2 separate regions of the Homo sapiens genome follow, and region 2 is linked to region 1. Evidence: chromatin contacts called from ENCODE Hi-C or POLR2A ChIA-PET data. All regions are on one chromosome and are shown on one strand. Each heading gives the region's core, a stretch centred on a gene start or an enhancer-like site at or near the end of the contact. The rest is flanking DNA. Distances are from core to core; before and after follow the strand shown.

The links. A loop is a pair of places that touch in the nucleus more often than their neighbours do. ChIA-PET counts read pairs that join two places held with the same protein, here RNA polymerase II (POLR2A). Pooled maps may share reads with other maps.
Region 2: a loop to region 1 is called in a pooled map, with 2.3 times the contacts of the local background. The contact joins the enhancer-like site here to the promoter of GFOD1 in region 1. A Hi-C loop is called at or near these places in 2 of 168 maps with a recorded cell type or tissue (posterior cingulate gyrus and transverse colon) and 2 of 50 pooled maps. POLR2A ChIA-PET finds 5 or more read pairs at or near these places in 6 of 52 experiments (H1, HepG2, RWPE1 and 3 more).

What each region holds. Positions count from the first base shown.
Region 1 is chr6:13,485,611-13,490,759 of GRCh38, forward strand. GFOD1 (Gfo/Idh/MocA-like oxidoreductase domain containing 1) reads right to left here and starts at 1,990. Exons shown (of 2, transcript NM_018988.4): 1 at 1,028-1,990. The coding sequence starts at 1,280. GFOD1-AS1 (GFOD1 antisense RNA 1) reads left to right here and starts at 651. Exons shown (of 2, transcript NR_046709.1): 1 at 651-843; 2 at 1,071-1,161. RefSeq lists silencers at 1,178-1,341, 1,482-1,961, 1,982-2,361, 2,742-2,851 and enhancers at 1,242-1,351, 2,912-3,041.
Region 2 is chr6:13,553,834-13,559,062 of GRCh38, forward strand. No RefSeq gene overlaps it. Among named protein-coding and RNA genes, the nearest start is that of SIRT5, 18 kb to the right of the region's middle. Within about 2 kb of position 1,283, at least 8 of the 41 ENCODE cell types and tissues checked have a DNase peak (open chromatin) inside an H3K27ac peak, as active enhancers do.

The DNA of each region.
Region 1 (5,149 bases), core at 740-3,239:
CTTCTCTTTCCCCTGAGCATAGGCTGAGAGGCTGCTACTCTGTCCTCAGAGATTGTTCAGACTGCCTGGGAGTTGAGGGGAGCAGGGACCAGATGGTGAGGCACCCTGAACTCATCTCCAGCCCACGGGTCAACACTGTGCCTTCCGAAACTATTCCTGAAGGCGATTAGGGAGGGCCTTTTCTCATGCAAAGCATCCATGCCTCTGGAGCTACTGCGCCCATCCTCCTAAAAATTTAAAATCTATTACTCCAAATTGGGGCAGAAGACATTTCCCGGGAGGCTGCAGTCAAAAGTTAAAACCCCCTGGTTTTACCAAATCAGTCTTTACTAACCTATGACGCCTCTGAAAACATTCTAATACATCATCACCCCCATCCAACCACTCCCACCGTCCTTGCCTCCAGCGCAGACGAAATAATTCCAGCCGATGGTAACATCTGCAATCTCACGCTAAACTAACTCACAGCAGAAAGAAACAAACGACCCTAGCAGGGCGCCACCGCTGCTGAAGGGCAGGTCCTCTATCGCACCCAAGAAAACCCGACACACGTGTGCGGCCTTTTATTCAGGCGTTTCTGGGCGCGCACTCGCCTCTCCCAGGCGCGCGCGCGCACAACCCTCCTCCACCCCCCCATCCCCCCCCCCCACACACACACACTTGGACACTACACACACAGCTGAGGAGTAACTTTCCTCTTCTCGCGGAGCACCCTATCCCCTATTATCGGCATCTGATCTTCCTAGTTCGGATCCCCGGAACACACGCCTTCTCCAGCCTGCAATCTACACACGTGGGGAAGCGCGTCCAAGTGGTGCCAGGAGGCAGGAGGGAAGCGCAAAGGTGGGGAAGGCCGGGGACGAGGAAGGAGGGAGCTCTGAGTCGGATCTGGGATCTCAGATCCCCGGGGCAGCGTAGATGCAGGGTAAGCTTCTGGGATGCGGAGAGGGAAAGGCAGGGGGGAAGGAACCTAGAGAAGGTTAAAGGGCGGGGGTGGGACGGAGGATGCGGGGTAGGGGTCGCTCACCTAGGGTTTTGACAGCGATCTGTCTGGTGAGGGGCGGCGGCAGGTTAATGCACACCAAGTCCACGTCCTGATGCAGCAGCACCTCATCAATGCGGCTAGTGTAGAAGGGGACACTCATCTCCTTGGCCAGCTCCTCCGCTTCTTCCTGCGTGCGGCCCCACAGCGCCTTCACCGCGAAGCCCTCGTCTTTCAGCAGCGGGATGATGACACGGGCCGTGAGGCTGGTGCCGAACACGCCCACCCCGGGAAGCATGGCTGCTCAGAGCCGCCTGGTTCTGCTTCTGCTCGGATCTCCAGTCCAACGCGCGCACACACCCACCTCTAGCCAGTCCTGCACCCCGCTCCTGTAGCCAATCTAGCCGCGGTGCGCCAGCCGCCGTGCACCGGGCAAGGCGCCCGGGTGCCCAGAGCGCACCGAGCTGCAGGCGGAGCAAGCTCGGGGCGCCTCAGAACGGTGACTGCGGCAGTGTCCGCCACGCGGGGCTCGCGTCCTTCCCGGAGTCGGCGGCAGGGACCCCCCCAGGGCGCCGGAGGCTTCGAAGCCCCCTGGAGCCCCGGCTCAGGCTGCGCTCCCGCGGCAGCGCCAGTCCGCTGCGTGCGCCCCGCCAAGGCCGCTCCATGGCCGGCTCATCCCCGCGGCCGCGCCGCCGCAGCCCGGGACCGGCTCTCTCCCGCGTCGTTTGCGCAGCCGGCGAATCGCACAGACAAACGTCTACACCCTGCCAGAGCACGGAACCGCTCCGCGGGGGAGTCTCCTTTCTTCCTAGCTCTCCGTTGGGAATGAAATAATCCCGCGGCCGCCAGGAGGCCGGCTAAGGATGCGGCCCGGAGCGCGCCGGACTGGGATCCCGAGCTGCAGCGCGGCAGCGGCGGCCACGACCCGGCGCCAGCCTCCTCATTCTGCTGCCATGTTCGCTCGCCTCGCGGCTCGGGCGGCCTCGGCCCCAGGCCGGCTCAGGCTCTGGGATCCCGCGGGGACGAGGGCGGAGTTGGCGAGTTTGGCTGTCAGCGGCCGGTGTTCCTGCACCGCCCTCGCTGCAGCGCCGCGCGCCATTGGCCGCCGCGCGCCGCCCCCGCCCCCGCCGCCGCCAGCTCCGGGTGCGCGCTGCGCCCGGGCCCCGGGAGCCCAGCCCGGCTCCTCCCCGGCCCCGCCCAGGCCGCCTCGCCCGCCTCCTGCCCCTCCGCTTCTTCCCTTTCTTTGCCCTCACCATCTCCTTCTCTTCCCTGCTTCACTCCAAACCCCGCCCCAACCAAGCAAATACATCTATCTAGGCAGGACGCGCCCTAATAGGTTAGTCGCCTGTCCCTTGGAAGAGAGCAGTGGGCGCCTTGGCCTGGGGTAGGTGAGGGGACCCGGCGAGGTGCGAACAGCCGATAATAATAACCTCGGCTCCCGGAGCGTTTCTTGCGTGCTGAGCATCATACTAACGCCTTTCCAGGTATTGTCCCTTTTAGTCCTCGCAGCAACCTAAGGTTATTGTAAACCCATTTTACCAGTGATGTGAATGAGCCGCAATGAAGGCTAAGGGACTTGCGCAAGGTGACATATATAAGCAACAGGCCTGCGATTGGAATCCAGGCCCCAGAGTCTGGGCACGGAACCGCAGACTTCTACGGTCTCCTTCCAAGCTAGCCTGCTCCAATCGCGCGCCCCCGCTCCGGCCGCGCACGCACGGTTCAGCCGCCTTCTTCCAAGACAGTCCAGTCTTGGCGGGCTCCCATCTGCCTCCCACCTCCCCCGCCCCTAGGCCCATGCCCGCCCCCGCGTAGACGCTGTGGTGTGTACGGCCGCAGCGGGGCAGGGGGTCTCCGAGGCCGCTGCGGCACGTGCGTCTCGTGTCTAGTTTCGAGACGGATACGTCGCCCTGGCCACATGCCACGCCCGCCTCTTGCTTCGGCTCCTGTTGCCGTCGCCACTTACCGCAGCCTTTACTTCTCCCAGCTTGCCCCCACCTCCACCACCCTGCACCCTTCCCAGGCCCTCGAGGGGGCACTGAGGAGGACTGGCCAAGGCTGGCCCCGCACCTCTGGAGCCATGGGGACTCTGCGTCTGTCTGGTTTTCCGCCATATCCTTGGCACCTGGCACACTGCCTTGCCCTGTATGTAGTAGGCGCTCAATAAACATTTGCTAAATAAATGTATGCATATTCATCGAATGCCCGCTTCGCACCCATTTGGTGCCGGGAGAGGGGACTAAAAAGTGAAAGGCACGTCTTCTAGCTGAAGGTCTCTGGAGAGGTCATGGGTCAGGTCATGTTCATCTCCTGTCTTCAGCACTGGGCTCAATGTAGCACATGGTCTGCCGCAACACGAGTGGAAAACGTGATACTTGCAAGAGTTTAAAACAACTTGTAACAACTGGCAGTGAGGCGGGGCGCGTGGAGAGAGCAGGATACCAAAAAAGCTGTGTGTGGCAATGCGGGGTGGAGGCTGACCTAGGGCATTAGAAGAAAGGCACAAAGGACACAGTGCTGGGTGGCTGGCAGCAGCCTGGGGAGGACTGAGAGACAAAGAGGGGTGTTGCCCTCAATACTAACAGGCTTCTTTTGAGCAGGGGTTTTGTAAGAACCAAGGCAGGAACGCCTATCTGGGCACAGGGGCAGGCAGTGGTGTCAGACCCAAGGGGCTGGATACATCACAGGCTTGTCACATGTCAGAGATGGCCAGGCTTTCAGGGAGCAGAGGATGTGCAGTAGTGGTCGGAGCACAGCTAGAGCCACTGGCGTTGACTTCTGGCTCTGCCATTTACTAGCTGTGGGACCTTGAGCAAATCACTTCTCTGCGGCATAGTTTCATCTATAAAATGGGTGGGTAATAATGGTATATACCACAAGGGGTTTTACAGGATCGTATTCACTAATACTTACAAAGTCCTGAGAATAAGGCATGGTGCATAGTAAGTTCTATATAAATGTTAAATAAATAAATATAGAGAATGGGTCTGTTACCAATGTCATTTCTTGATGAGAGAGACCATTGTACAGTGAAGCAATATCTAAGTAATAAGATGGAGTTTTGTTTGTGTTCTTTTAAAAAGAACTCTACCCCTAGCTTGAGTGTGAATAAAAAATGGACCTTCTAAGCCTGCTGTGGTGGCTCACACCTATAATCCCACTGACTGGGGAGGCCTAACCAGGGGTATCGCTTAAGCCGGAAGTTCTAGACCAGCTTGGGCGACGTAGCAAGACCTCATTTCCTAAAAAATTTAAAAATTAGCTGGACATGGTGGTGTGTTGTGTGTCTGTAGTCCCAGCTACTTGGGAGACTGAGGTGGGATTGAGCCCAGGAGTTCAAGGCTGCAGTGGGCCTAGCCTTGATCATGCCACTGCACTCCAGCCTGGGTGACAGAGGGAGACCTTTTCTCTAAAAAAGAAAAGAGACCTTCTATCTATATAACATCAAAGAAAATGATCACATTTTATTCTCATTAAAATTTATAAATAAACATTATCTCCATTTCATAGAAGGCAAAACTATGTCCTGCTAGCAAGTCCAACTTAAAGGTTTAAAACAGAATACTTCATTTCCAACCTTACTCTCAAGCCATTCCTCCTTCATCAATAAATAAAATCACCAGTTCACCAGTTGGCCAAAAGCCATGGAGTCATCTGGTCCTCATATCCTTTATAGCCAACCATCAGCAAATCCTGTCTGCTCCACTTGCAGAATGCATCCAGAGTCTGCCCACCTCTCCCTGCCATGGTTGGGGAGTCAAAGTCACCATCATCACTATCAGGACCACTGTCCTTACTGGTCTACCTGCTTCCAGTGATGCCCCTCGTAGTCCATAGATCCCATAAAAGATAAGTTGAATCATCACCCGTCATGCTTGGCACCTGCCAGTGAATACCCTTCACACTTCAAATCAACTCCAAAGGCCTCAGCATGCCTGAAAGACTCTACCTGGCCTAACCCATAGGCCTATTGCATACCTCCCCATACCCTGCATTCCAGCACTCTGGCCTCTTTGCTGTGCTCTTTACAGGCTGAGTTTGTTCTTGCCCCAGGGCCTTTGCACTTGCTGTTTCATTTGCCTGACACCCCATTCCCCCCACCCCAACACACACACACATACACACACAAATCCACGGGGCTCTCTGCTCACTTTGCTCAAGCCTCTG
Region 2 (5,229 bases), core at 33-2,532, 68 kb after region 1:
CATCACATCTGCATTCATAGCAAGAAAAAATAATGGAAAAGGGAATGCCAGCCATTTCTGGCATGGCCCAATGATGATTCATCATCTAGAACTGTGCACATTACTACCCTGAATACATTTAGGGCTTTGTTAAAAGAAAGAAACGAGACCAGCAGGATAGGCTATAGTCTATCTCTGTCATATTGGGAGATTTCCCTCCTAAATCACTGGTTGTCCATTTTTATCCAAGAGTGAGGCATCAAAAATTGTTAGTGGGAAGCAATCTTCCATTGGGTGAGGCTTATTGCAGGGCAGGCCTCTTGCTAGGATGATCAACCAGAGGGTCTGCCCTCTTTTTTTGCAGAATCCCAAATATCAATGTGATGAGGTGGTTTCTGTGTCCCCAGTCAGTTTCTCCAGAGAGAAATTCTTCCCTGCAGGTCTGCCTTGGGGCAGAGGTGGCTGGGGAGCATGCAAGATGGAGGGGCTCGGGGGTGAGACTATTCCAAATCTCCAGCTTTCAGAATCATTAGACTGGGCAGACGATCAATCCCGCTGATGAGAAACCCAAGCCCCAGAACTGTCCCCCAAGTTCCTGGTATTTTTAAGGCAGTGGTTTTCAACTGGGAATGATTTTGTTCCCCAGGTAAGGTTGCCAGATTGAGCACATAAAAATTCATGGTGCTCAGTTAAATTTAAATTTCAGAAAACAACAGAAAATTTGTTTGCATAAGTACCTTCCAAATATCACATTATTTATCTGAAATACAAATTTAATTGGGCACCTTGTATTTTATCTGCCTCCTGGAAGACATTTGGCAATGTCTGGGGATGTTTTTGGTTGTTACAGCTTGGGGTGGGGGTCTCTACCTGGTGGATAGAGACCAGGGATGCTGGTAAATATCTCACAACACACAGAACAGCCTCTTAAAACAAATAATTATCTGGCCCTACATGCCAATTGTTCCAAGGTTGAGAAACCTCACTCTAAGGCAAAGCTCTTGTGCCTGGGTTGGGGCACATTCATCTGTTTTATAAATCTCAGCATGATCTTTTTTCCATGGTCACAGCAAAGACTGAAATAGTCTTTCTTGTTAGTTTTCTTCTCTATCTAATAGGCACTGCAAGGAAGTGCTGGCCAAGAGGAGACAGCATTTATCTCAAGTTCAGGGGCATGAAGGCCAGCCTGCCTATGCTCCTTGAGCCTTTTCGTGGTAAATCCCAGGCTCAGAGCCTGCCTCACCACGCAGCTGGGAAGAGCTGGGCTGGGGATGGGGTTGGCGCCAGGCTTGCCCAGCTCCTCCAGGCGGGAGTTCTACCTTCCCAGCCCATGGGAGGGAGGGAAGCCACATGCAGCTGCCTTTCCATGAAGAGCCGCTTTCTTTGCAGGCGCCAGGGTGGAGGGGAGCAGGCAGCGCTAGGTGGGGACAGTATGACGTGGCTGTGAATCAAACAACTTTTAAAAAGACTGGAGAGGAAGGAAGCAATGGGTGGAGAAAGTTCTGAATGTTTTCTGGTTATGGGATGTGTATAAATTCATGGGAGGTTATTTGAGGATATTTATCCCAAGCCTTATTCGCGGTTGTCCTTGAAATGAATACCAGAACATTAGAATTCAGGGATAGTCGTGACTTTTCTACAATGACTTGCCCCCATTTTCTTCCCTCCCCACAGATCCCTGTATTCCACATCACACCTGTGAGGATATGTGCAAACAGAGCGAGCATGCACCCTTATCCCCAAAATGTGTAGACGATGGTCCTGGGAAAAGAATGACTAGCAGAGTTTTTCCCTATAGTTTATTTTTCAGTAAAGAATATGACAACTTAAAAACAAAAACAAAAATACCACTTACCTCTAACTCAAGGATAAAGAAGGGAGTTTTTTTGAGAATGTAAAAATAAAAATCCATTTGGGCGTTCATTAAGTAAAGCAAGATGAATCAGGCTTTTGGTTATATAAAAGCTCGGCTTTTTATGGAAAATCTGTCTTTGCAGTTCTCTGCTTGCGGGAGAAAAGAATGCAAGAAGCACAAGAAGACAGGCCATGGAGGCAGCTTTATAAACACTAGAAAAGCCCTTTTTAGGCTCAGCTGTGTCCTGGCATGGCCTAGATAGCAGAGTGGGGGGAGAGGAGCTGGGGGCTTGAGGGTGGCAACCCCTCCCTTTTCCATGACCAGTGAAGTCACTGAATTTACTGCCAAATAATGTTTGTAATGTCTACCTGAACTTTGGTGGCAATCTATTTCTGCCACTCATCTTTGGAAACTATTGTTATAAACTTAACTAAATTTTTTAAAAAAGAAAGAAAAGAACCCAGCTTTTTTCATCCATTATAAAAGTAGTGGAGATATAGAAGGGTTGAAACATATTTGAACCTATAGTTAATCACTTACAGACACCACCCCTGACTTTGACCTGTTTCTTTCTAGGGTTTCCTGTAGGCTTAGCTTTTGAATTTAAATACTTGTGATGACTCCTTAAATGCAAGGTTATATCTCACTCTAAAAAAAAAAAAACAAGGTGGCCGGGCACGGTGGCTCACGCCTGTAATCCCAGCACTTTGGGAGGCCGAGGCAGGTGGATCACGAGGTCAAGAGATCGAGACCATCCTGGCCAACATGGTGAAGCCCCGTCTCTACTAAAAATACAAAAATTAGCTGGGTGTGGTGGTGCATGCCTGCAGTCCCAGCTACTCACTCGGGAGGCTGAGGCAGGAGAATCGCTTGAACCCAGGAGGCGGAGGTTGCAGTGAGCCAAGATGGTGCCACTGCACTCCAGCCTGGCAACAGAGCGAGACTCCATCTCAAAAAAAAAAAAAAAAAGCTATAATGTATTAAGCATTTGATATTTTCCAGACATTTTGCTAAGCACTTTGTGTACATAATTATATATCCATATAGATATATATTTTAGAGACAGTATCTCCCTCTGTCCCAGGCTGTAGTACAGTGGCACAATCATAGCCCCCTGCAGCCTCAAACTGCTGGGCCCAAGTGATCCTCCCAACTCAGCCTCCTGTGTAGCTGGGACTATAGGAGTGCACCACCAATTCGACTAATTTTTTTGTATTTTTGTTTGTTTTTTGTAGAGGGTCTTGCTATGTTTCCCAGGCTGATCTCTAAATCCAGGCTTCAAACAACCCTCCTGCCTCGGCCTCCCAAAGTGCTGGGCTAATTTTACCTAATGATCAAAACAAACTGATGGAAAGACAGTTTTGTTACTTCACATTTTACAGATGAGAAATGGAATCTCTTACTAGCCACAGAGCTAGAAAATGGCACAACCAGGCATATCATGCATTTTTCACTTAATATTGAACATGACCTTTACCATGTTATAATAACTCTACTTAAACATAATTGTAGCTGTTGTCCAATGTTTTGAGTTGCTTTATCACAATTTATGAGATCATTCACCTATTAATGGACATTTGGGTTACTTTCCATTTTTTCTGGTTATAGATAATGTTGAACTTGTGATTGTGGATAATGCAATGAACATCTTTGAGCAAAACTATATTTAGATTTAGATTTTCTTTAGGATAGATGGATTTCTAAAAATGAAAATGGAATTGCTATAAATGTTTCAAGTAGCTTTACATATAGAGAGTCATACTAATGTCCAACTAGACCCCTTTCTATCTTCATCAGCAATAAAAACTATTACTTAAAAATATAGTTGATTTTTAAAATCAAGAATTAGTGAGTTGTTTGGACTTAATTGTATTTTATAAGTAATCAGGTCCAGTGATTTTTTTTTTCATTCGTTGGCCAGACATAAGTCTCCTTTTATGGATTGTTTTTGTTTTAATCCAGTTATCTATTGGGGAGTTAATGTTTTTCTAATCAATTTGAATGAATAATTAGATAACAAATATTTGTCATTTGTTATAGACTTGGTATTGTCCTCAGGTTGCTATTTCCATTTAACATTTTTTTTTTTACATATTTGAAAATATTTACTGAAACCTCTTGCTGTTTTTATTGTGAAATTTCTCATCTAGAGTTCAGATATTCATTTCTCTTTTCTCTGAGTAACATGTTTTTAACACTTCTGAGAGATTACTCAGTAGTATTTGTAAAAATTATGGTTCAAAATAACACAGAGAGATAAACAACACATCCCCAGCTTTACTTGGACAATTGATTGCTGTGAGCTGTGGGTCTCAACCCACCCAGAACTGATTAGCAAAGCCAGCCCCAGGCCCCCTCCTGGCTGCTCCATTCCCTTGGCAAGCCATTCAGCATTTAATAGCTCTCATTATGTGATGTAGAAAATTCTTCATTACAGCTAATTTGAAACTCTTATTCTGCTATGCAAATCCATTTGCTTTTGCTCCATCCTCAGCAGAGACAGAGTGGCTAGCCATTGTTTTCCAGGTGATGATTCTTCATGTATAACACCTGCCCAGGACATGGTGGACTCTTAATAAATATTTCTTTATTAAAGTTGATACTTAAAATATCTAATTAAAACTACTCTTGGGCTACCTTTCTCCAAGTTAAGTGAGCTAACAACCATCTATTTATTTATTTATTTTTGAGGCAGAGTCTCGCTCTGTTGCCCAGGCTGGAGTACAGTGACACAATCTCCACTCACTGCAACCTCTGCCTCCCAGGTTCAAGCCATTCTCCTGCCTCAGCTTCCCAAATAGCTGCCACCACGCCTAACTAATTTTTGTATTTTTAGTAGAGACGGCATTTCACCATGTTGGCCAGTCTGGTCTCGAACTCCTAACCTCAAGTGACCCGCCTGCCTCAGCCTCCCAAAGTGCTGGGATTACAGGTGTGAACCACCACGCCTGACCCTACCATTTCTTTTTTTTAACCCTTTGGATCATCCTTGTATTTCTCTGATTTCCTTCCAGGTGCTGCCAGGTGCTCAAGGTCCTCTTGAAGTATAGTCTCCAAGCTGAGACAGACAAGAGTCGGTCCTATTACCCCTGCCCCAGAACCCTCCCAGAGGTGGGCTGGTAGCACCCTTGGCAACAGTTTGGCCCACCCAAAAGCAGTGGGAGAAGTGGTGTGGATGACTGTTAGGCATTGCTTTCCTCTGGCAGAGATGCAGGCTGAGATGCAGACAGCAGGCCGCAGGAAACAGGGCTGGGACAGAGCTGGGCTGTCAGGCACAGGAGTGCCAGGCACGGGGAGGAATTAATTTGGCTCACAACCTGACACTGGATTGAAAATTAGCCAATTTCAACAATAACATATTGTTGTTATTAATGAAACTATCATTATCACAAGAC